2 separate regions of the Homo sapiens genome follow, and region 1 is linked to region 2. A link is an interaction called in ENCODE POLR2A ChIA-PET data of the cell type or tissue named here. Cell type or tissue: PC-9. All regions are shown on one strand. Links, peaks and the distances in the headings refer to the core of each region. The heading gives the core; the rest is flanking DNA. Region 1 overlaps MAST4 (microtubule associated serine/threonine kinase family member 4). Region 2 has its middle 190 kb from the start of PIK3R1.

Region 1 (15,352 bases), core at 5,770-10,769, 1.4 Mb before region 2:
GTGGTACATTTAGAATCCTCTCTGCAGAATCTCCAGCCACTGCATGCAATGTGTTTACCTAGTTGAGCTGTGTGTTTGCTTAGCTGTTTTTTTTTTTAACCCATTAACTCATCTGACTGCCTTGTGATGTGATGTAGCTACATGAACATGTCCACATCTAATTTGTGGCGCAGAAGTTAGACATCTGTGATGCAGGAAGTGTCAGCAAATTTTTATTTTAAATCTGTTAGTCAAAGATGCAGAAGCTGTGAGTTAGTCTGTGCTGTCACACTTAAAATAATAAACAGTAAAATATAAATCCGGTAGACAAACATAAATATCCCTCTTTCTAACTTACAGCACAGATATAAAATTACATTTCAGTGAATTCTGTACAGTCCCAATAATCTCATACTGGACTGTCTGCAGAAAGAGACTGCAGAATGAGAACTGTGCTTGGTTCTGAGGATTTATTATTCCTCTTGAATTTTGTAGATGCATCATACAAGAGAAATTATTTCCTTAATTAATAAAAGCATGACATTCTGAAGTGAATACTTTTCTAATCAGTCCTTGCTCTAAAATTGTGCCCTGATTTTATACTAATGAGGGACTCACTTACAAAAAGTTAGAGGGCTCTCACAACCTTCTTGCTAGCTGTGACATTCTTCATATTAGAGGTACGAATAGTATTTACCCATTGCCCTAACATTTCTCCCATCTCCACCCCCACCCTAACATTCAACTCTCACCATCTGTGTGGAATATTTTAGTGGCATGCACTCATTCTTCTACTTAACCCTCCTCTCTCTAGCTGGAAATGCATAACTAAGCCATAGCTCTGTGTTTAAAACCCAGGGGCATTAACCTCCCGCTTTGCTTTTGCCTCTGTTTTTTGTTGTGCTGTTTCCTGGTTGTTTTCTTTGGACTTAGTAGATATCATTTCACATTAGGCTTTTTCTTTCTTTCCTCTTCTTCCTTTACTTTTTTTCTTTCTTTTCTCAATCTTGTCTACATTAAGAGGAGACACTTCAAAGTAACTTTTTAAAAATATGAACTCAGCTGTGTCAAACATTCCATTTTATGATTAGAAGGACTGAATTATGCCACGAGTTTTATGACCTTGCCAGCGTCGACACAGGACATAACAGTCAGCTAAACACAGGGGATCTTTGGATGTTGTTTTGGTATCAGGCCACGCCCCCTCCTTCTATCCTCTTATCTTGGTAAATATTACTGTGCATTTAAAATAGGTAATTCTGTTTGCCTAGGGAGCGTGAGAGTGGAATAGAGAATCACTCTTAAATATCATTGTAGTATTAGTATGTGATTTACTTTGAACATTTTGTTTACCTTGAAATGCAAAATTACTCTAAAATGGACATAGCTAACTTTACATTCACTCATGGAGAAAGCTAATTCTGCAGTCTTTGAGTAAATTCAACTTCTAGCCACTGCAGAGGAATGTTATAATGGAAAGTCTTATCACAGATTCTATTAAAAGCAGATTTAATGTATATAAATTTAATTATCTGGGAATCTTACAGTCTTAACTCACACAGCAAATGTGTAGAACAGCTTTTGAATGTTCATCAGACATTACTGTTTTTCTTTCAGAAGAGTTTATTCCATAAGCACTGCAGCTGTGGAGTATTATATGAGCCTATTTTATGCTCTGTAGATGCAATCTAGAATTTTCCATTGGATTTATCAGTAAACACAGGGCAGTTTCTGATTCCTGTTTCAGATATTGAAATCTTAGGTGTGAGACATCAAATATATATTTCAGAAATTAATAAGTTGTTAATTTATACAGAAATTTATGATGCCTAAATAGCCTATGCCTGGCTTTCCAGTTTCTGAGAAAGGTAGATTTTTTTGTTTTTTCTTTTTTCATTGTAAGTATAGAATTGGGTACATAGACACTTCGTAGCACTCATCATGTGTGTTTCCGCATAGAGACTGGGAATGGTGTTAGTGCCTATGCATGCCGATTTTAGGACAGGAAGGAATAGATAAGACTGTACATAGACAAAATGATGGACATATCAGGGGACATTCCTGAGAGCTTTCCAATGAGCTGCTAAGTTAGAGTACAGCATGTTTAAGAGCAGCAGCTTTTGAATATGCTCTGAGTGTATAAGGAAAATAATTCCTTACTAATTACAAGTGCTGGTACCAAATCAGAGAATGGTCTTAGAAGATATAAAACTTTACTCTGTTGAAACATTATATTTTTTAATTAGAGCATTTGAGCAATAATTTAATATTTTAGTTTAAGACAAATACAGCCAAGTCTCAATTATCCATATAATGGGAGACAAGGATGGCATTTAGGATTTGCAAACCATAGTAAGCCCAAATCTGATTTTAGCCATCATTGCCAACCCTCTGTGCCAATGAAGAGCACAACCAGCTTGAATCAACCAAAATGCAGCTCTGTTTCAAGACCTCATTCTCTGAGATAGGAAAACATGATACAGTGTAGAGCCATCGTCCAGCGGAGAGGCAAAATAACATTCTTTAAGAAACTCTCTGCACTAGCCAGGCACGGTGGTGCATGCCCATAGTTCTTGCTACTCAGGATGCTGAGATGGAAAGCTCTCTTGAGCCCAGCAGTTCAAGTTCGGCCTGGGAGGCATATGGAGACACCATCTGTAAAAAAGTAAAAAGGCAGCCATGGTGGCTTACGCCTGTAATCCCAGCACTTCGAGAGGCTGAAGCAGGAGAATCACTTGAGCCCAGGAGTTTGAGATCAGGCTGAGCAACATCTTGAAACCCCATCTCTACAAAAAATACAAAAATTAGCCAGGTATGGTTGTGTGTGCTTATAGTCCTGGCTACTTGGGAGGCCAAGGTGGGAGGATCACTTTGAGCCCAGGAGGTGGAGGCTGCAGTAAGCCACTACACTCCAGCCTGGGTGACTAGAGTGAAACCTTGTCTCAAAAAGAACAACAACAACAACAAAAGACAGGAAAGAAACTCATTGCACTATAGCAGGAGTTTCTATTGCTCACTTCAGTCTTAGAGTTGGGGCAAGAATACCTACAGAATACTTAGCTAATTTTTACTTTGATTTTGCCATGTAAAAATAGTTGGTAACTGACTAGCATCAACTCCATGCTTTAATAGATCTATTAGATCTATTGGTTAAATTGTTGTACTGTATCTAATTTAAGTTTTATCTCCCTAAAAAAAGAGACATGAGGCCAGAAAGAAAAAAGATGAATGAACTCTATTCCAACCACACTGTGATGAATATTTGAGAATTGGCTGGAATAATCATGGTGGTTTGGATGGGTGGGTGGGGAGTGGGGGGTCAGGGATTATAATGGTTCATTGACAGTTGGATTTGAGAAGACCTCTCTGGAAGATAAAATAATATATAACTACATGTAATAATTTTTGAAATTATTTATTTTGAATATATGCATAGGAACACTTTTTATCATTGCCCCTGAGGATTAGATAAAATATTGGGTCTTTGTTATAAGGAAGACTTGTTTTTCCTTGCAAAAGTGCTTAAAAACGCATCTTCCTATGGGGAAATGTTAGTTGCTTTGCTTTGTAAAAACTACGATATTTCACCTAAATTTTTATTTGCATTGTCTTCTTAATCTAGAATAAAATATACTCAATATAAAATGGCACTGGATTTTCTTTGATGCAAAAATCACATGTCAAAGTTATCTGCCAAGTTGCTTTGTGACAAAGAAAAGGCTCAAATAAAAATGGCAGCTGTAGTTTTTAAAATGTAAATTTCAGCAGGAAGCATTTTACTTGTTCTGTATTTTAGAGCTGAAAAGGGCAAGTGATTAGATGATTACCTAGTGGTGTAGATAAGCTTGCCATAGTGATTCTGGCCTAAAGGGAACACAGTCCCTTAACTGAGCTATGCTATTTTTACTGCAATCAATTCTCCCACTTGGAATGACGTTATTTTAACTTTCAGTCTCACTCCCAGGAGCCTGAGTCCAACCCCATCCAGCCCAGGCAGTCCTTGTAGTCCTCTCTTGGCCTTTCACTTTTGGAGGTAAGCATGCTCCAGGGCCTGCCCAGGGCTGCTTTGTCTTTCTGTTGCCCCATTTCCCACCACCAGCATTTGATTACTTCAGACTCTGCAATCCACAATCCACAGGGTGAGGAAACTGGTTGAATTGTTTACTTGGTGACTTACTTGATCACTTACTCTATTTAGCATATTTACTCATATTTCACTTGGTGTCTCTTGACTCATTGTTCAATGTGTGTGTATATGTGACAGTTTTTCATTTTGCTTTCTTAGGGAATGATCTGCACTGAATTCTGTAAGTTTTGATCAATATAAAGATATAATTTATTGGTTTCTAGAAAACATTTCCTAATTCCTATGAGAGTATTATAATACCTGTTGCCTCAAACTATTTTATACACTATTATTTACAGGATAATGTATTTAAATTGTCTAAAGTGTTAATATTTTTTAAATCATTTTTTAGAACTCCAAGGTATATACTCCTACCCCCTCACTCATAGGCTGATTATATTCACTCTTCTCTGTTTGTTAGAGAAATATCCCCAAGGAACTCTTACATTTTAGCATAGTTTGTTATAAGAATACACGATAGAAAATACTGCTACTATAGTATCTATGGTATGTATATTCTAATAGACTTTTCATGAATTCACTATTTATGGATATAGTGAATCTTCCTGTATCTAATCGGAAGACACACATAGTGTACCCAGCGTCCCTTTCCCCTTTTTAAAAATCCTAATCCTATGGGGCTGGGCACGGTGGCTCATGCCTGTAATCCCAGCACTTTGGGAGGTCGAGGCGGGCAGATCACGAAGTCAGGAGATTGAGACCATCCTGGCTAACACGGTGAAACCCCGTCTCTATTAAACATACAAAAAATTAGCCGGGCGTGGTGGTGGGCGCCTTAGTCCCAGCTACCCCATGGGAGGCTGAGGCGGGAGAATGGCGTGAACTCGGGAGGCGGAGCTTGCAGTGAGCTGAGATCTGGCCACTGCACTCCAGCCTGGGCGAAAGAGTGAGACTCCGTCTCAAAAAAGAAAAAATCCTGTGGAAGAAAGTAGAATCAAATTATCCGTTGATGCAAAGGGCAACTTAAATTTTTTTATGAATATTTTTTATTTCATAAACGCAAATGAATGACGAATTTGCCACTTATGGCCACTTCCTTAAAAATATTAACTTACAAGCTTTAGATGATATCAGTGGGACAATTTAACAAATTTGTTTCTTTCATATTTCTAAAGTAAGGCCGAACTGAAATCTGCAAAGAATAATCGACTAGGGAAACAAATTAATGACTTGGAACTTTAGTTCTACTCTTCTGCTGATGGGATTATACTTATTATTGTAAAAGTGACTTTCAACATGAGAGTTTTGTGTAATAGCTTTTATACAGCATCCCCTGAATTTAATAGGTCCTAAAACATAAGAGTAGTTTTTTTTTTTTTTTTGCTTTTTTTTTTTTTTTTTCCCTATCTGGAGAATTCCTTTGCTCTTCTAATGTGTCCATTTTGGTTATCCAACTGCAAGAAATTGAACTGTGTCCTGAACTTTTTTTCTTTAGTGTAATATGTTTTCATTAAATACAATGCTTGTATTTCCTTTTCTTTATTCTTCCTAAAGGCAATAGGCTATTCAATATGAAGATGGCATCATTAGTAGAAGAGAAAAGAAAATTAGATTCAGTGCTAAGGTAGTGCAGAGGAGGATGAGGTTCTGAAGAGTGTTTTGGGGAAAAAGTTTTAGGGAACTGGTTGCGTTTGAGCTGGACCTTGAAAAATATTGGAGGTTCAGTGGGGAGGGATTGGTGGGGGCGGGGGGGGGGGCGGTGAAGGATAAAACCAGACAGAGAAAAAAAAATCTAGGATGTAAGAAAGCATAGTATATGGTAGAAATAATGTGTGTCACTAGGACATAGGATAGGTGAAATAGAAGAAAAGTTTGGAACTGTATAGAGATTGATATAAACTTGAAAATTAATTTGGGGGCATGCATGCTATGTAAGGCCTTGAATACTAAAGCTAAAAAGTTTGACTTTCATTTTGTAAGTGTTCAGGAGTCAGAAGATGTTTTGAATAAGGAAATGACCAATCTGAGTTCAAACTGAGGAAACGTACCTTATCAATATTAAGAATAGATTGTATTTTAGGCAGAAACTCCAATGAGGATGCTAGTACAATCTATAATGAGTAACAGGTCTGGGAGTAGGACAATTGCAATAAACTAAATTAAAATTTGCAGAGTTCTTTATAGTTGGCCAACTGGTTTTATGTACATGGTTTCATTCCATTTAATCCACCCAACACTACGTGAGACAGAAATGAATATTGCCTTTGATTACAGATGAAAATGCTAACCCATACAGAGATTAAATAGTAGCCTAGGACTGAAAATGAAGTCTCAAATCTTTCCACTGTGACTAACTTAAGACATACACATGTTGCTCTGAGATCATTTATATTGAGTTTTAATTATCTGGTTTAGGTAGACCTTGTGACCTTCTTTAGTCATTTTTATTTCCCCAGTGCCTCACTCTGTATATGGAATGTACTAAGTGTTTGAAAAAATGCTTATTAAAGAATGAATAAATGAGTGAATAAGAAATAGAAGATGTATTAGTTACAGTGCTGCTAATATACCAACCACCAAATAAATATACAATGGCTCAAATACAATGGAATTGCATTGTTCACTCATAGATGAAGGGTTTGCAGGAGGATCTGCTCCATAGAGTCATTAAGGGATCCAGGGGGATCTTTAACCCATGGCCTTCAAGGATGCCTTGGGCATCAACATTTAGCTGGTGGAAAGGGAAAGAGCATGGAGGGTGGTGCACTGACAGACCTGAAGGTGGCACACATCACTTCCATTCACATTTCATGGCCTAGAAGGTGGTATTCTGACTGTATCTAACAATAGGGAAGCCTGGGAAATATGGCTGGCTGGTGCCCAGGAAAAGGAGGAAATAAGTTTGGTTAAATAGTTAGCAATCTTTGTTGTAGAAGTTGATGAAATAAAGGTGCCCCATAGCAGGTGTTCAGTAGATAATTTTCAATGAGTTGACTTACTTACACTGCAATTTCTAGCATTAGTGACTTGAACCCCAAAAAACAGAGTTGGTGAGGGAGGAAAATGTTGTAATGATGAGTCTGGTCATAAACACAGTGAGAAAGTTGTAGGTAGAGATATCTGGTTGGCAGCTTGGAATTGGGTATCCCTGATAGTGTGCCCCAAAATGATGGTCTAATATTATAAATTGCAAGACTCCAAATATGTTCATGCTGTTACCACAGAAAAAGCATGTTTTGTATCCCTGCACAGATTTTGTTTTCCTACCATTGATTGTGATGGGTCAGATTTGTTCTTTATTCCTTTTTCATGGTGGGGCTTAAAGGTCTAGGACAGAGTGGTGGTGGTGAGTATCACAGTGTCTGTGCCCTTTTGAGGTGATGACACACAGAGTTTCTAAATATGACAATGGAAGATTCTATTCTTTTCATAGTAAAACCCTGGAGGCAGGCTGTACAGAGACATGAGTCAGCTCTCCATCTCCAGCGGAACTCCAGGGGCTTCTCCAGGCCAGGCTTCCTGAAGGTTGGCCAGAAATAAGACATCTGCAGCTTCCAGGACAGCTCAGTTGCTAAATAGGACTTACGTTTTGTTTAGTATGTCTGGGTAGTAAGACCTTGCACTGCCATATGGAGGTTGTGGTAAGACAAATTTGGGCGCAGTATGAAGGAAAGAATTTTCTAAGGAAGATTTCTGAACTTTTAATGGGCTGCCTCATCAGACCATCAGGAAGGCCAGGCACCCAGTGAGCTGGAAAGATGCAGACTGTATTCCTGTACTGAGCAGAGGATTAGACTACGTTATTCTCAAAAGCCCTTCCATCTTGAAAATCTCACACTCCTTAAAAAAAAAAAAAAAAAGAAAAACATCTTCCATCAGGGCTGGAGAAATAGGCAAAATACACACTTTGTCTACAAACTAAATATATATATATATATATGGCCCTAAATATCAGTTTATTAGTTACCAGTGTGACAGAGAGCATCTTCAAGACCTTAAGTGGAATTTATGTACAACTTTGCTTTCCTCCTTCTGAGGCAACCATAACCACTCAGAATTTCTCATGACCCCCAGTACTTAATAAATTGGCTACCACTTAGGAGCTGTTTGTATAATGGTGACATCAGTGCCTCCTGAGTAATATAGATGTGACTCGTGCCAGCTCCTAATCTGGACTGTGATTAGATAGCAAGATTCCAGAAGAAGCTATCTCATTTCACATTCTCAGTGGCTTTCTTGGCACCGAGCACGCCTTGCCATCAATAGGGACCCAGTAAGTAGCTGTAGGCTGGAACACCATTACTCAGTGGCCAAGTTTCTATTATGCCGTAGTGATGTTCTTTTGTACTTCTGCTTCATCCCCCAACATCTTCCTGGATGATAACCACTCAAGAGCCTGCTGGCTGCATGTCTTGTGTTCCTTGTATTTTACTTCTTCCATCTTTTTCTTTGCATCTCCCTTTGGTTTCTGGAGTCTCAGAGTCATAAACACACAGTCAGCTATGCCAGAGTTGGCAGTAGAGAAGGTATGCTGTTTCTTCTCCTTCCATCTCCCAAATCTCTCTCTCCCTGTTTCAGCTGTGACTGAAAACACACATGCCATGTTGCTGGTAGGATATAGTACTACTTCCAGAGAAGAATATTATCACTGTGCCATCAACTCCACAAGGACAACCATTTTTGTCTACTTTTTCACACATATATCCACAAAACCTAAAATAGTTCCTGACATACGTAGAAGAGGCCCCATAAATATATATTGATTTAATGAATGAATGTATTATTCCCTGGGACTCAAGCCTGTTCTGATGTTTTCACCTGTGCTTAAACATGAGATCGAGTTATATAGAAGGTATGTTTTGAGAGCAGTGCTGGCACCTTGAGAAAAAGGACTTATTTTTTATTCTTCTATAAATAGTAAGTTATAGCCATCAAAATGTAAAAACTGAGTAGATATCAATTATCTAGGACAAAGTAGAAAGTCATTGTTAATTAAAGTTAGACCCCAGCTTATATTAACAGATATGCCTAGCTATGGTGAGGGACAGAGAAAATGATACAGAAGTCATGGCAGATTACACACGGAAGAGGATAAGTCACTCTAAGGAGGAGTAGTAGAATGTAAGTTCTGGAGGGCAAGACCTGTCTATCTTACATACTGCTGTCTCCCTAGCCCATGTAGCATAATGTGGTACTAAATAACTAGGTACTAAATAAATTATTTAGTTGTCATTAAATGTGCTTTGAAGCAATAAGAGAATTGTGAATTGGGGGCTGCTTTTACAAACCCGAAGCCCTTCAGTGAGTCTGTGTTCCTTTGCAGCCACATTCTGTCTGTGGCTGGGTCCCTGCGGCACCTTTTAGAGCTGCCATTCTCCATTTCAGCATAGACCCCACCTAGCTGGCTTCATTCATTCACAGTACCTGAAGTGGCCCTGGAGATACTTGAGTTTGGTACTTCACAGACTAGGAGTTATGGTGCCTGAGTCTTGGTCACAGACCTCACCACATGTAAGCTTTGTGACCCTGGGCAAGTGTTAAACTTCTTGAACGCTCATTGTCTTTATCTATGAATCCCCTACCTCGCTGGCAATGTAAGAACAGTAGCTTATGGGGTTTTAGTGCAATAACTTTTTGTGAGCAAGAATGGAGCATATGGTGGTCCTAAGAGTGATGGGCAGGAAAGGTAGACAGCACCTTAACAGGGAGGGCATCCAGCGTAATTCTCACCTAGTCCCATTTTGCCAAGAGCTGGCCTATTTGTCCTGTTGCTGCTTGGAAAGGTTACTGGGTATCCATGGCTGCCTGAATCCCCCTCACTTCACTTGTTGCCATGGTGAGGGGCAGACATCATAGGCATTTACCAAACACATGGCAGTATGTTGTGATTTTGTGTCTCCTTTTCACAGGGAACCTGTAAGACTGGGAAAGTCACCTGACGGCTAAACCACTAAACCCTTTTAGTTTCTTTCGCTTTTTACAATGAGAGGTCCCATTTGTCTTTTTTATTCTATTTTTCCGCCTTTCACTTTGTGGAGAACATTGAAAAAATCTGAAGATGCTCGTACCAGATGGTAATTTCTTTGTACTCTACAGACACCAGTTCCTGTGCTTTTGTGAATGTGATGGTTTAATGAATTCCTGGAATTTTATTTCTGAATTGTCATATAGGATCAAATCTGTGTCATGCAGGCACTCTTAGGAATGGCTCAGCCAAGCAGAGATGAGCCTGATTATGAACACGGTGCCAGCCCTGTGGGTGTGGGGCTGGGGAGAGATGAGGAAGATTGGCAGTCTCAGCTGTCACTGGGGTGGTGTGGACAGGCCACTTAGCACTTCCCTCCACCCTACCCTTGCTGGTTTCTGCCAGTGCCACCACCTGGAGGCTTCCCTTGCTTAGTAAGAAAGAGGATGTGTGTGCGGTGCTCCAGAGGAGGACAGGGTGGGGTAGGAGACTTCAAGTGGGTAGCAGTAATGGGGAAGGGCAAGCATAATAAACTTACTGCAGAAAGGTTGTTTCCTTTGATTTTTCTGAAATATAGTATTTTTAAAATGGGTATTATAAGCTCATCTTCTATAAACTTGCAGAACCTAGGGGATGAAGTCTTGTGAGGTCAGATGGCAAGCAGAGCTTTTAGGTCCGTGGGGTCTTGGCACAGCTGAGTCTCTGCAGCGCCTTGACTCATCCATGTATAGACACCTACATGTTCCAGGCCCAGACAGCCATTCCAGGGCCATGTTGTTTGTCATGATGGTTTGTGTTTTTTATCTATGCACTCACCTTTTCACATTAACTTTTCTGTTTTGTCTACTGACTTGAGTTAAAGGCAGAAATTACTAAGCTAGATATTTGCATGTGCAGCGGCTTAGTGTCCAGCATTGATGGGAGCTTGCTACATGCCTGGCACTGTTCTTAGTGCTGCACGTATGTTAACTCACACAGTTTTCACCCTGTGGCTGGGAGGCAGGTACTGTCTTCATTTTACAGATGTTAAAACTAAGGCACAGAGACAGATTTATCTATGGAGCCCACACATCTCAGTTTGCCCAGATGCGGATTGATGTATGCCTTTTTTTCCAGTGTGATGCTCAAAAGCACTCCCCTTTCACTTTCAAAACCTCCAGGTTTGACCAACAGATTATGCCCTCTTCCCAATGTCTAGAAAGTGACCTGGTCTGGTTCAAGCTCAAGCATCTGGTTGGAGAGCCTGTGCCTCTATTTCTTCGGGACTTCAATTTGTGGTCATTTTCATTTGCATTCACAGTGTAAGATTCCATTTACTGGCAGGTGGATTTGTTACTGTGTCTGGAGCTTTCTTGCTTGGTTCCCTAGATGTTTTAGTCCTCTGTTAAGAGTGCATTCATGGGTATAAGGAGCATGTTTTGACTTGTGGAGCCCGATATTACTTTTTTAAAATTTTGTTTTAGACAGAGCCTAGGTGATGCAAAAAAAGGTTAAATTGGGTTTGCTTTGGAAATCAGGCCGTGGGCCCCAGCAACTCCAGTCTGAGCAGCCTGTGCCTTGTTCCCTCAGCCTGGGCCAGCCTGCTACTTCCCTGGGGGTGACAGTGTTCTCACCATTGCGGTGTTATTCAGAGGGCTCTGGGAGCCCTTTTAGGAAACCAGCCTCTTCAGGCCTGAGTAAGGATTCCTCACCCCGTTTGCAAGGAGCCCGGACACTTTCTTGATACTATCTACTCTTAAACATTTCTTTGGGCCTCACAGCTCAAGATGATTGATTACTGTGTAGTCTTTTCTGGGCCACATATTGTGACTACTTTACTTAAGTAACTTATTAAATTTTTGTTTTTGAATATATTGAAATTATTCTATGGAGGCTTAACAGTTATCTTTTTTTAGTAGATCTTCTTGAGGTGAATAAAAATTTACTTTGCTGTGTGTGGGTGCATGTGTATGTGTGTGTTGGGGAAAGTTATATCCTATGTTCCATTTTGTTAAGGCATTTCTTTGTGACAGGAGAAAAACACATTTCACATCATTTTAAAAATCCTATTTCCAACATTTAAAATATGGATACAGCCATTAACACCCACCCTGTTGATATGAGAATTAAGTTGTGATTTCTTGGAGAGCATAAGATGGTGATGATAATGTGAAACTCAGAGATGCCTCAGTAAAAGGAGTAATACAAATGCGAAAACTTTAAAAAAAAAAGTCATTTCTCCAGCAGTAACATAGATAATAATGCCTCTTGGAGGTGGTGTAAGAATTAACTAGGCAATGTATGTGAAATGTTCCAAGAAGAGTGTTCTGTTTTGTTATTATTAGTGTCATACCATTCTTGCAACCCAGCATTCAAAATGAACTATAAAACCTGACCTTTGTATCAAGGATGTTGCCTATTCTAATTGAAGTGATAGTGAATGATGAGGTATTATGAAACTGGGAGAGCTGTACTAATAGTCTCGGGTGAAAAAGACGTGAGCTAAATTTCATGGATTCTTAGGCTTTTCTACTTATTTCTCTGACAGTTTGCTTAGCTGAATCATTACTGGCTCCAGTTAATAAAACATTATGGAGATACCCCACATTGAGAAGAACATTTACTTTCTCACAGTGGTATTGTTTTTTTCTCTCCTCTTTATATAAAATACAAGTTTGGCTCAACTTTAATCAAGCTCTGAGTCAAAAGCCACCTGTAATTCTTCCCTTTAAAAAATCTTTGCAGTGTGCACATGTGTAGATTTGGGGGCATGTGCCATCATCCACTAGGAAGTCCTGTTGATTCTGCCTTCTCAATATGCGATGCTGACCACCTCTCCTATCCCACCTTAGTCTGAGCCGCTGCCATTTATCCCTAGATTTGTGTAGTAGTAGCCTTCTAGCATGTCTTCCTGCTTTAGTTCAACCTTTGCCCTCCTATGATCAGTCTCCATCCAGCTCTCAGAGTGATTTTTGTGGGGTGTGAGCTGCTCCTGCTCAGAACCTTCCAGTGGATGCCCACTGTCTTCCGTGATCCGGCTTCCTGCCGTGTCTCACTCATTCCCTCTAGCCTCATTGGACTCTGCCTTTTCTTGAGCACTTCAAGCATGTTCCTGTGTCAGGGCTGATTATTCCCTGTTTCTAAAATACTCTCTTCCTACCCCTTCAACTTTTTTTTAAATCCCAAACCTGTTTTTAAAAAGTTGAAAAAATTGTACGACCATGTTCATCTTGATTCACCAGTTAACACTTGCCACATTTGCTCTTTCTCCCCTTCCTTCTCTCTTAGCCCCTAGATGTATTTAAACATTTTTTTCTCCTGGACCATTTGAGAGTAATTTGCAGACATTCAGGCACTTCACCCCTAAATACTTAAGCATGTATCTCCTAAGAATAAGTATATTCTCCTATATAACTATATTATTATTATGGCGTTAAAATTGAACATCATTATATGGGCTATGTCAGCTTTCTCCTGCTGTTTCAAAAAATGTGTCTGTGAAAGTTTTTTTTTTTTTATGTCAGAATCCAGTTAAAGATCATATGTTCCATTGAGTTGTTGTATCTCTTTCTTTAGTCTCCTTCAATTGAGAAAGTTATACTGTCTTTCTTCTTCCCTCAGTACTAGACAACTTTTCTGTTGAACATCCCACAATTTCAGTTTATCTGATGGCTTTGTCATCTTTAGATTCAGGTTAAACATATTTGCCAAGAACAGGTGATGATGTCCTCCTCATAGCATCACACCAGGAAGTCCAAAAGCTGGTGTCTGCCAGATTTTCCCTTTATGGTGACTATGCCTTTACCTTATTAAGTAATCTCTGGGGTAAAATTTTTAGTCCATATGAATATACTCTTCACAACAAGATTTCACCCAGTGGTTTTTGCTTTCATTGATGACCTTGCTCAAATCATTTATTACATTGCTGTTTGTCACAGTTGTTTATTTCTATTAATTGGTGTTCTTCAGTTGAAGAATATTCCCTCCTTTCTCTCCCTTCATTTTTAGGAAGATTGACTCATACATTTTTCTATAGAATAAAATGGAAGACAAATACATATTTGATGTGTAGTAATCTATAACCAGCATTCCTCTTTTTGTTGGTCAAGTTGTCCTAAAATTCATCAGTGGGAAGCAGAAGCTCTTTAAGCTGGCTCCTGGGTCCTTTTAACATGATGCAATTAATCTTTGAGCACCTCCTCACTTTCTGGCACAGGATGTTCTAGCTGTCCAGAGCAGCTAAAGGAACACTGAAATGATACCTGAGTGGCGCTCTCCTTCACTTCCTTAGCATCTATAGTAAATGTTACTGTATCAAAGGCCTTCCCCGGCCACTCTATGAGAACACCACCACCATCTTTTGGACTGCTTCATGATGTTTCTTATAGCGAATATCTCACCTGATATATAACATTTATTTATTTGTTTATTTATCCTACCCAACTAGCATGAAACCTACAAATTACAAGGGATTTGCCTATTTTGGTTATCATTGAGTCCCTAGTATCTGGCACATAATGTGACCTCAACAACTACTTGTTATAGAAATGAATGAATGAACGAATTCATCCCCACCTTGAGCCTACATCAAGCTTTTCCAGATGAGCTGCCACTGCTTTTCTATTTCATGACACTGAGATGAATCAGACTGACTGCAAGGGGTTTACAGATGTTTGTCTGGAGTTCGTTGCAATTTTGCTTCTAGTAGTTTTCCTGCCTTTGGGTTCTGGTAGTATTCAGAAGTATTACTAACAACGCGTTACAAATGACACTCACTGCAAGGCACTTGTCACGGACAGTGGAAACATTTTATGATGCATTTCCTTCGTCTCCAGCTTCTCTGAACAGAAGGTTTGGCCATTTTAGAAATAAAAAATGAAACACTTGACTATGTTAGAACTTTTTACCATGGAATCTAATGCTGGCCACTAAAAATTGAGTAGAGTAAGGGTTTTATTTTCTAAATGGAAAAAAATAACTATTTGTTCTGTACATAATACCTTGAAAGCTTTCATGGGATTTGCAAAGTATAAGAGTTGTTTCTTATTTTCAGAGAATTTCTATTCTAGCTGAGATGATAAGAATTAAGAGTATGGGTTGGGAATTGTGCATTAACACTTAATATAGCTGATGTATGTCATGGGCTGAATGGTGGCCCCAAAGATATCAGGTTCTAACCTCTGAAACCTGTAAACATTACCTTACTTAGGAAAAAAGGAGTCTTTGCAGATGTGATTAATTTAAGGATTTTGAGATGGGGGGATTATCCTGGATTATCTCAATAGTTCCTAAATTCAATCATAAGTGCCCTTGTGAGAGAGGCCAAGGGGGATTTGGCCCAC
Region 2 (15,352 bases), core at 6,273-11,272:
CAGATTGTGTGGTGTTTGGGCAGGGCATTTGTCATACTGGCAAGCACTCGGTTAAAAAGTAATCAGGTTCCAGGCCCTCTGTTCTTCCCAGAGAGAAGAGGCTGCTCCTGGATGTGGGCGTACCTGGCTATCTGCACACTAAGGATCCCCAAGCAATCTGTAAATATTACCTCACTGGTTAGGCAAGCTCATGCCCCCTGCAGTGTTTAAGAATGATGGCAAAGAGCCAACCAGGGATCTACCCTATTTCCTGGTCAGAGAGTGACCTTGGGTTCCCTTATAAGCCTGAATAGAATCCTGCTGAAATACTCCCAGACACAGCACCTCCTTCACTAAGAGATCATCTCCAGTTTAATAACAGCACGGGGCATACCCGAGAGCCTCCCTGAGGTTCCTTTGTGTAATTCCACCCATGTGCTGGTCTAAATGAGCCCTCATTTTTCTTAAAGTTTACACCTTTATGAAATTATGTAAGCCATTTCAAATATTTTGACAACCAAATGAAAACCCATAAGTAGAACAAACTTATCATCCATCAATATGATACCTGTACAATATATTCTTACCAAGAACAACTACGCAGTTGCTTAAAAGAATAAGGCTACATGTATTGATACAGAATTATCTCCACAGTGGGTTGAATGAAGGCTTCCAAAAAGATATGTTCATATCCTAACCTCTGAACACGTGAATGTAACCTCATTTGGAAAAGAGGTTTTGGCAGATGTAATTAAGTTAAGAACCTTGAAATGAGATCATCCTAGACAATCTGCATGGGCTCTAAATCCAATGACAATTGTCCTTATAGGAGACACAAGGGAAGGCACAGAAGAGAGAACACAGAGGGCAAGGCCATGTGAAGACAGAGACTGAAATTGGAGTGATGCAGCCACAAGCCAAGGAATGCCTGGAGCCACCAGAAGTTGGAAGAGGCAAGAAATAGACTCTCTTCTAGAGCCTGTGGAGCTCTGCTAATACCTTGATTTTGGATTTCTGCCCTCCAGAACCATGACAGAATAAAGTTCTGTCTTAAGTCACCTAGTTTGCGGTAAATTGTAAAAGCATCCCTAGGAAATGAATGGACTCTCCAAGTATTTAAGTATTAAAAAAGATACAAGACACTGGTAAGAGTCTTGTCTCTGGGAAGAGGGGTACTTATGTTCTCCTTTGAATGGCACTCCCTAAAGTTGGGCACTGCTATGGACAGAATAATTGCCCCCCAAATATGTACTCATCATAATCCCCAGAATCTATGAATATGGTAGGTTACATGGCAAAGTTGAATGAAGATTACAGATGGAATTAAGATTAGTTAGTTGAGCTTAAGACAGGGAGATTGTCCTGGACTGTCTGGGTGGGCCTGATGTAATCACAAGGATCTTTAGAAGTAGAAGAGAGATACAATAGAACATTATTTGGCAATTAAAGGGAATTAATAGATGCTACAACATGGATGAATCTTGACAACATTATGCTGAGTGAAAAAAACTAGTCACAAAGGACCACACATTGTTTGGTTCCATTTATATGAAATATCTAGAATAGACAAATCTATAGAGGCAGAAAGTAGATTACTGGTTGCCCAAGGCTGGAAATGATGGAGGGCTGGGCATGTGGGTGATGACTCAGAATAAGGGGTTTCTTTTAAAAGTGATGAAAATTACCTAAAATTGGTTGTGGTGATGAATGAACAATTTTGTGAATATACTAAAGCCACAGGATTATTATACTCTTAAATGGGTGAACTATCAGTATGACAATTGTATTTCAATAAAACTTTTTAAAAAGTGGAAAAAAAGAGAGGCAGAAAAAGAAAAAGCAGTGACAATTTGACATGTCAATTGATGGCCTTAAAGACAGAAGGGGGCCACAGACTAAGGAAGGCCAGCTACCTCAAGAACCTGAGAAACAGCAAGGCAGTGAAGTCTGTCCTAGTGCCTCCAGAGAGATGCAGCCCTGCTGATGTCTTAAGTTTAGCTCCCTGATATAGTTTGGCTCTATGTCCCCACCCAAATCTCATCTCAAATTGTAATCCCCATGTGTCAAGGGAGGGAGGTGACTGGATCATGGGTACGGTTTCCCCCATGCTGTTCCCATGATAGTGAGTGAGTTCTCATGAGATCTGATGGTTTTATAAGGGGCTCTTCCCCCTTTGCTCACTCCTTTCTCTCCTGCTGTCTTGTGAAAAAGGTGCTTGCTTCCCCTTCTGCCTTGATTGTAAGTTTCCTGAGGCCTCCCCAGCCATGCAGAACTGTAAGTCAATTAAATCTCTTTCCTTTATAACTTACCCAGTCTTGGGCATTTCTTTATATAGTGTGAAAACAGACTAATACACTCCTCGAAACTCATTTTGGACTTCTGATCTCCAGAACTGTAGAGAATATATTCGTAATGTTTTGAGCCGCTAAGTTTATAGTAATTTTTTTGTAGCATCATAGAAAATGACATTTCTCGCACCGTTTTTCCTTTCGAATTGTGTGCTCTGTACATACATTACCTACTCAAAATTTAAATGAAAACAAAACAACCTATTCAGGCAATGATTCAATGTCATCTGGCAAAAATTTTAAATACCTGTAACATTGCTGTTCAACAGAAATACAGTCGAAGCCACAAATGTGCATGATATATTGTAATTTTATATTTTCTAGCAGCCAAATATTTCAAAAAATAAAAAGAAACAGGTGAAATTAATTTTAGAAATAAATTTTGTTTAACCTATCTAAAATATTCCCACATATAATCAATATAAAAATTATTATTTTACATTTTTTTCTCATGCTACATCTTTGAAATCTAGCATGTATTTTACATTTATAGTACATTTCCACTAGAGTACAATCATGGCGGAAGGGGAAGCACCACATTGGAAGTGCTCAGTAGCCACATATGGCTAAGGGCTACTATATTAAACAACAAATATTTAAACATCCAGCAGGAGTGAGGGGTAGGGAAAGGGGCACTTAAAAAAACAATTCAGTGAGAATGGGAACTGCTAAAACTTTTTTGGAAAGGCACTTTCTAGTACTATTTGAAATATATATCATTTTAACTTAGAAATCCATCTTAGAGATTCATGCTACATCATTATACAAGGATGCAGCTACAAAAATATTTATTGCTCAAAAGGCAAAACACTGGATACAACCTAGATAATCACAAATATGTTACAGGCACACCATGGATGTTATGTAGGTGTCACAGAAAATGAGCTGGAGCTTTATGTAATGACTATAGAATATTGACCATGTCCAGGGTATGCCGCTATGTGAGAAAAGCTTAGGTGAGAAGTGTTTTTTGTATATTTTTTTGGGAAAAAGCCAATTAAGATATAGATATACAGAGAATTATTCACACCAAACTTAATATTGGTTACTCTGTGAAGTAGTGTTGAGGTGTTATAAATACTATTGTTGACTTTCTCCTTATAGACATTTTGTTGTGTATTTCTTTGTAGCTTATAAAGAAAGTCAACATATACATGTGATATTGATATGGTTTGAATATTTGTCTCTTCCAAATCTTATGTTGAAATGAGATCCCCAGTGTTAGAGGTGGGGCCTAGTGGGAGGTGTTTGGGTCATGATCATGGATCCCTCATGAACAGCTTGGTGCCCTAGGAAATGAGTGAGTTCTCACTCTGAGTTCACATGAGAGCTGATTGTTTAAAAGAGCCTAGCACCTCCTCCTCTCTTGCTCTTTCTCTCACCATAGGACACACTGCCCCACTTCATTTTCTGCCACGATTGTAGGCTTCCTGAGGCCTCACCAGAAGTAGACGCCAGTGCCACGCTTGTACAGCCTGTAGAACTGTGAGCTAATGAAAGCTCTTTTCTTTATAAATTACATTTATAGCAGCACAAAACAGACTGACACATGTGTATATTATATATATTATGTATATTATATACACACACATATATATACACATGTATGTGTATCGATACTTTAGGAGACACCCCAATGGTTACACCATCGGCAAATCATCAGTGACCACATCAAACACCTCTCCCCAACAATAACCTTAAATGGGACTGACCTTTCTTTGACCAGGTACTTTTTTTTTGCTAATTAGAGGGAATATCTCAAATATGTTCTATGAAACAGTACTTCTTAACATGCACACTAAATTGCTATGCCTTTAGAGTCTATCAGTCTGTAACAGAAACCCATATATTCTGCCATTCAGAGAAACATTTCTTGTTTATCCAAGTTCACACCCCCACAATCCTACCCAATATCCAGGTAATAAAAAGAGTTTTTTAAAAGCTTGAATTTGCAGGAAAAATTAATTATGGACCAAGGAATTATCATGAACTGAATACTAAATATAAATTGAGAGTTTCCACACATGGATTTAAAAGGAAAAATCTCAGATGGTTTATAAAACATTTCAGACTTCAGCGTCTCTTCCACATTCAGTGTTTGGTCAGTATTATTTGTTAGACAGTGTCAGCTCTGGTTAGCATATCTGTTAGATGGTATGTATTAGGCTTTCCTGCATTGCTACAAAGAAATACCTGAGGCTGGGTAATTTATAAAGAAAATATATTTAATTGGCTCACAATTCTGCAGGCTTTATGGGAAGCATGGTGCCAACATCAGCTTCTGGTAAGGCCTCAGGATGCCTATAATCATGGCAGAAGGTGACGGAGAGCCAGCATGTCACATGGTGAGAGCAGGAGCAAGAGAGAGAGAGGGGGAGGTGCCAGGCTGTTTAAAACAACCAGATCTCACATGAACTCACAGTGAGAACTCATTCATTATTGTGAGGACAGCATTGAGCCATTGATGAGGGATCTGCCCCCATGACCCAAACACCTCCCATGAGGCCCACCTCCAACATTGAAATCACGTCTCTACCTGAGATTTGGAGAGGAAAAAACATCCAAACTGTATTAGTCCATTCTCACACTACTATAAAGATATGTCTGAGACTGGATAATTTACAAAGGAAAGAGGTTTAATTGAATCACAGTTCCACATAGCCGGGAAGGCCTCAGGAAACTTACAATCAAGGCAGAAGGTGAAGGGGAAGCAAGGACCTTCTTCACATGGTGACAGGGGAGAGAGAGAGCCTGAGGGGAAAATGGCCAAACTCTTTTAAAACATCAGATCTTGTGAGAACTCACTCCCCATCACAAGAACAGCATGGGGGAAACTGCCCCCATGATCCAACCACCTCCCACCAGGTCCCTGCCTGGACACATGGGGGTTACAATTTGAGATGAGATTTGGGTGGGGACACAACGCCAAACCATGTCACAAACCATATCAGATACATAGGTGATCGTCAGCTGTTTACTAATATTAATTTATTCATAAGACATCTCTACCTTAATTACATTTCACAAAATAATCATTTTAGAAAACTTGCTTTTTTCTTTACATCTTATAAAGTAATTTTATTCAAACCTTTTAAATCCACTTTTGATATCCCTGACTTTGTCATTATGTAAACCAATTTGAATCATCTCACACTGTTTCTGGAGGGTGTCGTGTTCAATTCTGTCCAACTTGTTTGAGATAAATGTATGACGCTGAAACTAGAAATGTTATTGCAAGCCATAGATACCTGTTTCTGTTAACATTAGGGGAGTATCTTCACACATTTATTCTATGGGTGTGTCTACTACTTACTATTTGACTTTTCAAAGTGATCTTTAAAATATTTTCAGTGGCCTAGAACAGTTATTGCTGTGAAGTCATATTCCAAGAATAACGACCAAAACTTCTTCAACTTGGCCAGGCACGGTGGCTCACACCTGTAATGCCAGCACTTTGGGAAGCTGAGGCAGGTGGATCATGAGGTCAGGAGTTCGAGACCAGCCTGATGAACATGGTGAAACCCCGTCTGTACTAAAAATACAAAAAAATTAGCCGGGCATGGTGGCAGACATCTGTAATCCCAGCTACTCAGGAGGCTGAGGCAGGAGAATCACTTGAACCCAGGAGGCAGAGGTTGCAGTGAGCCGAGATTGTGCCACCGCACTCCAGCCTGGGTGACCGAGTGAGACTCCGTCTCAATAAATAAATAAATAAATAACTTCTTAAACTTTCTTTACTTCTTTTTGACTGATCACATCAGATGACCTCTCTAAGCATTCCCAAACAAGCAAATATTGAATTTGTTTCAGGTTTATATCTTACACAAACAATAGTAAAGTCATCTATCATATGCAGACTCAACTATAAGGCCACTCTCCTTTTTGAGGGCTAATTTTAGGGGGAAATATGTGCTTCATATATTTAGGAACATACATTCCAGAGCAACTTAAGATTCTAGCTGGCGTACAGGAAATGTACATTCACATTGTTCCTGAAGCTAAAACACGTTCTTCACAGGACATGTGGCAGATTGTATTTTCCAAAGATGACTGCACCAATATATTACATTCCACCTGCTCTTCTTAAGATGTGATGTTGACACTCCCCCATTGAGAAGTGGGGGGCTTATATTCCCTTCCTTTGAATCTAAGCAGGCCTGTGACTATGAAGAAAATGGCACTATATAATTTTTAAGGCTAAGTTATAAAGATGAGTTCCAGCCTGGGACACTTGCCCTTGGAACCCAGCCATCATGTCGTGAGCACACCAGGCAACCACACGGAGAGTCCACATGTAGGTGTTCTGATTGACAAGCCCCACTAAAGTCCCTCCAACAACCAGCATCAACCTCCAGACATGTGATGTATGAGCCTGCAGATGATTCCAGCCCCCAGTTTTTAAGCCGCCCAGTTGATACCGAGTGGAGCAGAAATGAGCTGTCCCCACCAAGCCCTGCCCAAATTGCATATTCGTGAGCAAAATAAATGTTGTTTTAAGCCTCTAAATTTTGAGGTGATTTGTCATGCAGCCATAGATAACCAGACACCACAGGTTTTTTGCAACTTGCATATGCAAAAGTTATTTTTACAGACTTAAATGAAAGACCTTTTAGTTATTTCTGATAATGTTCATCTTAGTAGTTTTAGGATGAAAACTGTTGAGATTATGGGAAGTTTTTATAGTCATCTAATATATTACTTCTCTAGTTTGTATTTTTTGTAGATGTTACATATTTAGAAAGCATGTTAGGCATTCATACTATGTGGGCAGAAGCCTAAATTGGGGCACTCTTTCTGGAAGGCAATTCATGCTCCCCCCAAAAAGTACAAAAAACATTAAAAATGTATATGTCTTATGTCCAATAAATTCTGCTTCAGGAATTTATCTTGAGAAAATGCAATGGATATGTGCAAAGAATAGCTCTAAGGATATTTGGATTATTTTTTTAAATATTGGAAATAATCTAAATATTAACATAGAATTAGACAACAAATTATGGAATATTAGTTAGCCACAAAAGATGTAGAAGATGAAGATTTACTAACGTGGAAACAGGGTGAAAATAGAGTGGTCCCTCCATATCCACAGGGGATTAGTTCTAGGACCCACCAGGAATACCAAAATCCTTGCATGTTCAAGTCTCTAATATAAAATAGTGCAGTATTTGCATATAATTTGTACACATCCACCCCTATTCTTTCAACCATCTGTAGATTGCTTATAATACCTAACATAATGTAAACTCTATGTAAATAGTTGTTACCCAGTATTGTTTAGGGAATGACAAGAAAAAAAGTCTATACATGTTCAATATAGACACAACAATTGTAGGCCTAGCTACATTTTCAATCCTTTTGTTGCTTAAATCTGTGGATGTGGAACCCATGTGCACAAAAAGCTGACTGTGTATTATTAAGTGAAAAAACTAAAACTGCTTATAGAAAAATATAAATTATAATTCCATATTCACAATACTAAGTATGTATAAACATATTAATATACACAAAGATCTAGAAGGATATACATTAAGGTTCTTAAAAGGGGTTAAAGTTGGGAGGATTATGGAGCTTGTTATTTTCTTCCTTCTTTATCCCTACCTCCCCACCTTCATTTTTTTATTTTTGGCTTTTCACTACCTTCCACTCAATTTTTTTTTTTTAGACACTCAGGCTGGAGTGCAGTGATACAATCACAGCTCACTGCAGTCTTGACCACCAGGCTCAAGTGATCCTCCCACCTCAGCTTCCTGAGTAGCTAGGACCACAGGCAGGTGCCACCACACCCAGCTAATTTATTTTTTATTTTACTTTTTTGTAGAGGCATGATCTTACTATGTTGCCCAGGCTGGTCTTAAACTCCTGGGCTAAAGTGATCTCCCTGCCTTGGCCTCCCAAAGTGCTAGGATTACAGGTGTGAGCCACTGCACCTGGCTTCATTTTTAATAAAGTTACTTTGCTTTTTATAATTAAAAGAACATTAAAATAACTTTAAAACATTTTTATAGCAATGTGTTAGTCAAGGCTTTCCAGAAAAAATAGAACCAAATGATATGTATTTATATATTCTTAGAGAAAAAGAGAGAGAGTATAATGAATTGGCTTGTGTGGGTATAGAAGCTGACAAGTGTCAAGATCTGCTGGGTGAGTCAGCAAGTTAAAGTCTCAGGAGAGCGAATGATATCATTCCAATCCAAAGGCCAGAAGGCTTATGACCCAGGAAGGGCTGATGCTTCAGTTCAAGACTGAAGGCAGGAAAAAGGTGATGTCCCAATTTGAAGGCAGTCAGGAAGAAGAATTCTCTCTTACTCAGGGGAAGGTCAGACTTTTTGTTCTATTTAGACCTCCAACTGATTGGATATAGCCTACTCATATTAAGGAAGGCAATCTGCTTTAGTTAGTCTATGGACTTAAACATTAACCTCATTCAAAAACACCCACCCTGAAATACCCAGAAAAATGTTTGATCAAATATCTGGGCACTCTGTGGCCCAGTTAAGTTGACACATAAAATTAGCCATCACAAACAAGAAAACAAAAAGCTATGTAAACCCCATTGAAAAAATCAAGAGAAATCAAGAGAAAAAAAAGAGATTCTTTTTGGATCAAATCTTTTTTGAACCTCTGACATCACTTGTTAAGTCAAGCTATTTTCATTTTTGTTTTAGAACATCATTTTATTGTATATGCAATACGGTCTGTATATACTGGGGATGAGCAAAAGAATATGTACATTGTTTCCATCCCCCTCATTTTGATTGTATTCATAATTTGTATTTTGGGAGCTTTCCCTAAAAGTTCCCAAAACAGTGCCTGACTGGTCTGCATTGTGAAGAGTGCACACCTTCTTCTTGTGTACTCCCATGGCCCTGGTGCTGACCTCTGTCACAGCATTTAACCTCATCATACTGATTCACATGTTTGGGCTCATCTGATTGTGAACAACCCCAGCCAGAGAATGGGACTCAGCACAGAAGCTGTGCTCAATTAACATGTCGAATGGGAATAAAACGTTTTTATCCAAATAATTGATGAAACTATTCAAGCAGGCAGCACTGAGTATTGAGCCCTGTCTTGCATCACAAAACACTTCTCTCCTATTTTACAACTATTCTTACAATCAACTGCCTTTGAGCAAGATTTTTCAGTTAGATAATGGACAATATTTCAAAGTTTTAAAATGCAAAATGCAGACTATTATAATCATCAAGCTATCAACTGGCACCACTATCTAGCCCAGTGTTTTCCAAACTGCAGGGTTGCAACTGATTAATAGGTTGTGAAATCAGTTGAGTGGGTTGTTAGTAGCCTTAAAAAATGTACAGAAAATATAAAAGGGCTGCTCATGTGTTAATTACAAGTATTGTTTCAGGAAACTTTCATTGCAGAGGTATACAGGTGTGTGTGTGTGTGTGTGTGTGTGTGTATTCTGAGTCATAATGTAAAATGTACTCATATACTTTTTACTGTGGTTGGAATCTAAAACGTTTGAATGCCATTGATCTGGCCCATATTTTTCACAGCAGACAGATGTCTTTCTAAAATTAAGATAAAGCCAGGGCCAGCTTCATGGGTGTGATACCTGTTCCATCGATCAGTGCAGTTGCACAAGGCTCTGCACTTGCAAGGGCCCACACTTGGTTTAATGCTCTTCTGTCACCACTGTAGGATTCTTAATAATTCTATCTGAGTATTTATGTGAGCAGAGAAGATCTACCAGACAGCAGTGAGCACTCACAATTGCGATCCAGCAGCAGCTGTGCCAAGCACAGCAAGCTGCATGCTCCAGCAATTGGCCTGTTTGTCCAGCACATGAGTAGCCTCCAGGCAGTCCAGGGCACCGAGGGGTCAAAGGGGTTGGCTGGGGCTCGACTTAGGCCCAGATTCATGTCATCAACAGCAGCAGCAAAAGTATCTGCACAACGGGTCACAGCCCCGGGAGAAAGGAGAAGCTTCACCTGGGGACAGGATGGGGACCCGTGACGGGAGGCTAGCTTGTCTGTCTGACCACGCCTTGCCTACACAAATATTAACTCTTCCACTTCTTAATGCTGAAACAGGAACTGCCAGTGTGAAAGCAGTAAACTCTGAGAGTAAGTTTTTACAAAACAAAAGTGAACACAGGAACATAAAGCACATCAGGGAGTTACAGGAATTCTTCAAAGCATTTAGAATCTTTGGTTTTAAAAACTGCCACCACAACATTACAAAGCAAATCTCTATAGAGATTTAGCAAAGAAATAGAACAGAAATATTATAGTGTTAAATGAGAAAAACAAACAAGCAAACAAACCAACCAGCCACTATTTTCACATGACACTTTAGATGAACCAATTATTAATGAAGAAAGCAATTTTAATACTAAAAATTTCCTTGTAATTGAAGATATGGCAACAGAATGCATAAGTATGTGTTTTCATTCATATACAAATCATGAAGTAACTTGTGGTTTCTTATACGACCTCCACAGGTTTACAGGAAATGTCAGAGGAAACGTTTAAAGGCCATTGTATAAATTTACATACATAATTAAATTTAAACTTACACAGAACTAATATATATGAAGAGTTAAATCATTTTAGAAAAAATATTCTAGAAAATCAGTTCCAGATGTGTTAAACAATTTATATTTTGAAATTATCAGAAAGTGATGCTTATGTTATCATAGCCTATAAAGAACTCTTAACTCCAGTTAGTTGTATCCAGATTCTTCTTAAAATTAAAAATTATCAAAAATTCTTTTTAATCTTGAATTTGTCAAGATGACATCATTTTCAATATACTTTAAAATGAAGTTACTGAAAGTATAAATTTGATAATGTATTAGTCCATTTTCACACGGATATGAAGAACTTCCCAAGACTGGATAATTTATAAAGGAAAGAGGTTAATTGACTCACAGTTCTGAAGGGCTGGGGAGGCCTCAGGAAACTTACAATAATGGTGGAAGGGGAAGCAAATACATCCTTCTTCACATGACGGCAGGAAAGTGAAGTGCCGAGTAAAGTGGGGAAAAGCCCCTTATAAAACCAACAGATCTCATGAGAACTCACTCACTCTCACAAGAACAGCACTGGGGGTCCACCCCCATGATCTAATTATCTCCCACAAGGCCCCTCCCCCAACACGTGGGGCTTACAATTTAGATTAAAATTCAAGATGAGATTTGGGTGGGGGCACAGAGCCAGCCCATATTAGATGACTTAATAAATTTGCAAGAAAGTGAGCCAAAAACATCTTGTAAGCAGTCAAAATATTAATTTATTAAATTACCTTCTAATTCTGATTAATTTGTTGTATTTATTGATTATATAAAATTAAGGCACCAAAAATACTTTTTTCAATTTGTAAGTTTGTGTTGTTACTCATGTATCAGTTACTCCTATGTTTTGCAAGTAAAATATTTTATAGGAAAAAGCTTTATACTTTAGAACTTTGGCAGGATTCTCCTCCCCGCCCCCTTCAATAAGCTGGTCTTTTTTTTTTTTTTTTTTTTTTTTGAGATAGGGTTTTACTCTGTCACCCAGGCTGGAGTGCAGTGGTACAATAATGGCTCCCTGCAGCCTGGAACTCCTGGGCTGAAGTGATTCTCTGACTGCAGCCTCCTGAGTAGCTGGGATTATAGTCATGAGCCACTGTGCTCGGCTATAATGACACTTCCTGTTTTTTGAATATGAGTCCTACATTTGCATTTTGCATTAAGCCCTGCAAATTGTATAGCTGGCCCTGAATACAAAATTGCATTTAAGTCAACAAATTATACTGAGTTGCTAATTTTACCCAGAAATATGCGAATTGATCAAGAAGAAACAGGATAAACAACTTTCAAGGGCCTCATGTTCTAGGATTCTAAGTAATTTTAATATGTGGCAGGATCTAAGGATCATATAAGAAATGAAGGTTATGGGAGTGTTTAGATAGCTTAAATTAATTGTTTTATTTATGACCTCCTAGGATTATTAAGTACCTTTGTGGGATAACTCTAATATTTATCATCTAAATTCTGACTTCATCAGGAGTTTTAGGCCTGGGTCCCAGTTTCCATTCACCTGCATTCCCAGTCAATTTGCAATTGTGTGGTTGGTTGTGTCAGAAAGGACAATGCCCTTATTGAGCCCTTCTCCATTACCAATAGAATGAAGACAAATTGTAGAATAAGTTCAGATCTGGCCTATTCTATGCTTCAATAATAGGTGTATGATATGCTATTTGATACCCTTCCATTTAATGTCATCAGAAGTTTGGAAGTGTCCTCAGGTCCAGTTCATGCATCACTCTAGGTCTATTCACTTTCCTTGATTTTGGCCTTGAGTGGAGCAAAAGCTTGTGCTCATGGAGCCCAGTCATTGCTGCCTCAGCCTTGACTGCAGGCTGCTTCATTGACTGCTCCCCCAGGCCTGCAAATGACTCAAGGACACACCCCAACAGCACCATACTTCAGTCCACGCTTCAAGCCTCTTGCCTCATGTTCTAGGAATTTTCTGTTGCTTCTGAGACATGAGATGCCTTGGACCCACTTGGCATCCATGTAACCGCAACCTAAAAAGTACAGGCAAGTTAAATATCCTTTGGAACAACGTTTACCAGTGGGGCCAGGAATTAGCAGAGAAATTCTCCCTACCTTCTGTCGAATGAGGTATTCAGAGATGAAGTATCTTTGTACAGTTTTTCTGAAAACATTCTGAGACCAAGCAGTTTTCTGGGAGCTATGGGCAGCTCAGTAGGGGTTTTACTTCTAAGTGAAATGAATAAAATTGATGACTTAATACATTTGCAAGAAAGTAAGCCAAAAACATCTTGTAAGCCATCAAAATATTCTATTGATATTAAAAATTATATTAATAGAACTTCTATTCCACTAATACATGCTTTTGGCTCAGGCTTGGCTTTTTAGGGAATGTGGGCTGAGATATTAATATGCTACAGTGGTATTTCTGACATGAACACTTCAGAAGCAGCATGGAAACTGACTGAAAGCAAAGACTCAAGCCAGATTGCTTGCGTTTGAATCCCAGCTCTTCCATTCAGCCCCTGTGTGACATGGAGTCCGTCACTCATTCTCCTTTTCTCCGTTTCAATTACCTCACATAAATACATTATACCTTCTTCAATTTGTGTCACAGGCTTGTCTAAGCATTCTCATGTATTTACTCTCACTTTTGAGAATTAAGTATATAATTCTGAGAGACGTGACAGAGAAGATGAAAAGGTAATTAAAATTAAACAATGAAAAGATGTTGAATTCCCAAGTGGTTGGAAATTCCAGCACTAAGTCGTTAATAGTGATTTCATCTACTTCCTGCCTACCTGAGCCACATTCAGCTCCTTGTTCTCCATCCTCATTCTAACCCCCTTTTGCAATCTGCTCATGTCTCTTCTACCTTGAGCACTCTTTCCTCCAATATACTTGCCTCCTTTCTCCCTAGCCCTACACATTGCCAAACTCCTTTTTATTGCACAGATCTCTGTTTATATATCACTTGGGAACTCTCCTAATCTCCAGAATCAGGAGGCAGTCCCCTTGCACATATTCCCATTGTAACCAACATATTTCTTACTTCTCTATCAGAAAAGCCAGCTCACTGTATTTTTTGTTTATTATTGAATCTCAACATAATTTTTAGTTCTTGGCCCACAGTAGGTGTTCAATAAAAACTGATAAGTTATAGCTTTATTTATTTTTTTAAAATAGATTTTCAGAGCAGTTTTGGTTCACTGAAAATTGAGTGAAAGGAACAGATATTTACCATATACTCCATATCTCCACACATATATGGCTTCTCCCACTGCCAACATCTGTGCCTATATTTGTTAAAACTGATGAACCCACATTGGCATGTCATTATCCCCCAAAGTTCACAGTTTACATCAAGATTCACTCTTGGTATTGTATATTCTATGGGTTTAGACAAACATATAATGATATGTATCCACCATTATAGTATCAAAGTAGATACAGAATAGCTTCATTGCCAAAAAATTCTCTGTGCTCTGCCTATTCATCCTTCCCCCAACCCCTGGCAACCACTGATCTTTATACTGTCTCCATAATTTTGCCTTTTCCAGAATGTCATGGTGCTGGAATTATATAGCATGCAGGATTTTCAGATTGGCTTATTTCACTCAGTAATATGCATTTAAGTTTCCTCCATGTCTTTTCATGGCTTGATAGCTCATTACTTTTTAGCGCTGAATAATATTCCAGCGTCTGGATGCACCACAGTTTTTTTTTTACCCATTCACCTACTGAAGGACGTCTTAGTTGCTTCCAAGTTTTGGTAATTATGAATAAAGCTGCTATAAATATTCCTGTGCAGGTTTTTGTGTAGACATAAGTTACCAAGGAGCATGATGCTGGACCATATGGTAAGAGTATGTTTAGTTCTGTAAGAAACTGCCAAACTGCCTTCCAAAGTGGCTGTGCCATTTTGCATCCCCACCAGCAACGAATAAGAGTGCCTGCTGCTTCCTTCACATCCTCACCAACATTTGATATGGTTAATGTTTTGAGTTTTGATCATTCTAATACGTGTATAGATAAAAAATTATTTTTATTGCCCATAATTTCTAATATTTATATTTTAAATATTTATATTTTCACAGAAGGCCTATTTTGCTACAGAACAGCATACTAGTGCAAGTAGAAAATTCACAAATGTATCATGAATAGTTCAGGAATCTGCAAGGCAAGGTCTAATGAATGACATAGATAGGTGCATACACTGTCACTAACATTAATCACCCACTCAGGATTCTTAAGCTAGAGTATTCATTTCCTAGAAAATAACGGGGAATAGGGCAGGCTGAGAGCAAAGGGCCCATTTCTGAAGTCTCTGAACACGTATTTATACAGACGGGTCCTCAGACAGCACTGTGATACTAAACTCACTCCATGGCAGAGTGGCCATTATTGTCACTTAGGCCATGTGGTCCTCTATTCCAGAATATTTCAAGGAACATTTTATGCTTTTATCAGATATGAGTTAGCTGTGCATATCGGAAATTTAATTCAAGTAGACAACGCTTTC

The links. Peaks named below come from ENCODE experiments on the same cell type or tissue, not always from the same donor. Only the 100,000 strongest peaks of a DNase experiment are listed, where the experiment ranks them.
Region 1: POLR2A ChIA-PET joins it to region 2 with 9 read pairs; 1 of 35 experiments calls an interaction of 5 or more read pairs at or near these places.

Annotation. Positions count from the first base shown.
Region 1 is chr5:66,959,776-66,975,127 of GRCh38, forward strand. All of the region lies in intron 4 of MAST4 (microtubule associated serine/threonine kinase family member 4), which reads left to right. Among named protein-coding and RNA genes, the nearest start is that of MAST4-AS1, 37 kb to the right of the region's middle. In PC-9, for the core only: no CTCF peak of the experiment used is centred there; a DNase peak (open chromatin) is centred at 8,186.
Region 2 is chr5:68,396,712-68,412,063 of GRCh38, forward strand. No RefSeq gene overlaps it. Among named protein-coding and RNA genes, the nearest start is that of PIK3R1, 190 kb to the left of the region's middle. RefSeq lists enhancers at 10,032-10,081, 12,571-12,865. In PC-9, for the core only: no CTCF peak of the experiment used is centred there; a DNase peak (open chromatin) is centred at 8,530; H3K27ac peaks cover 572 bases.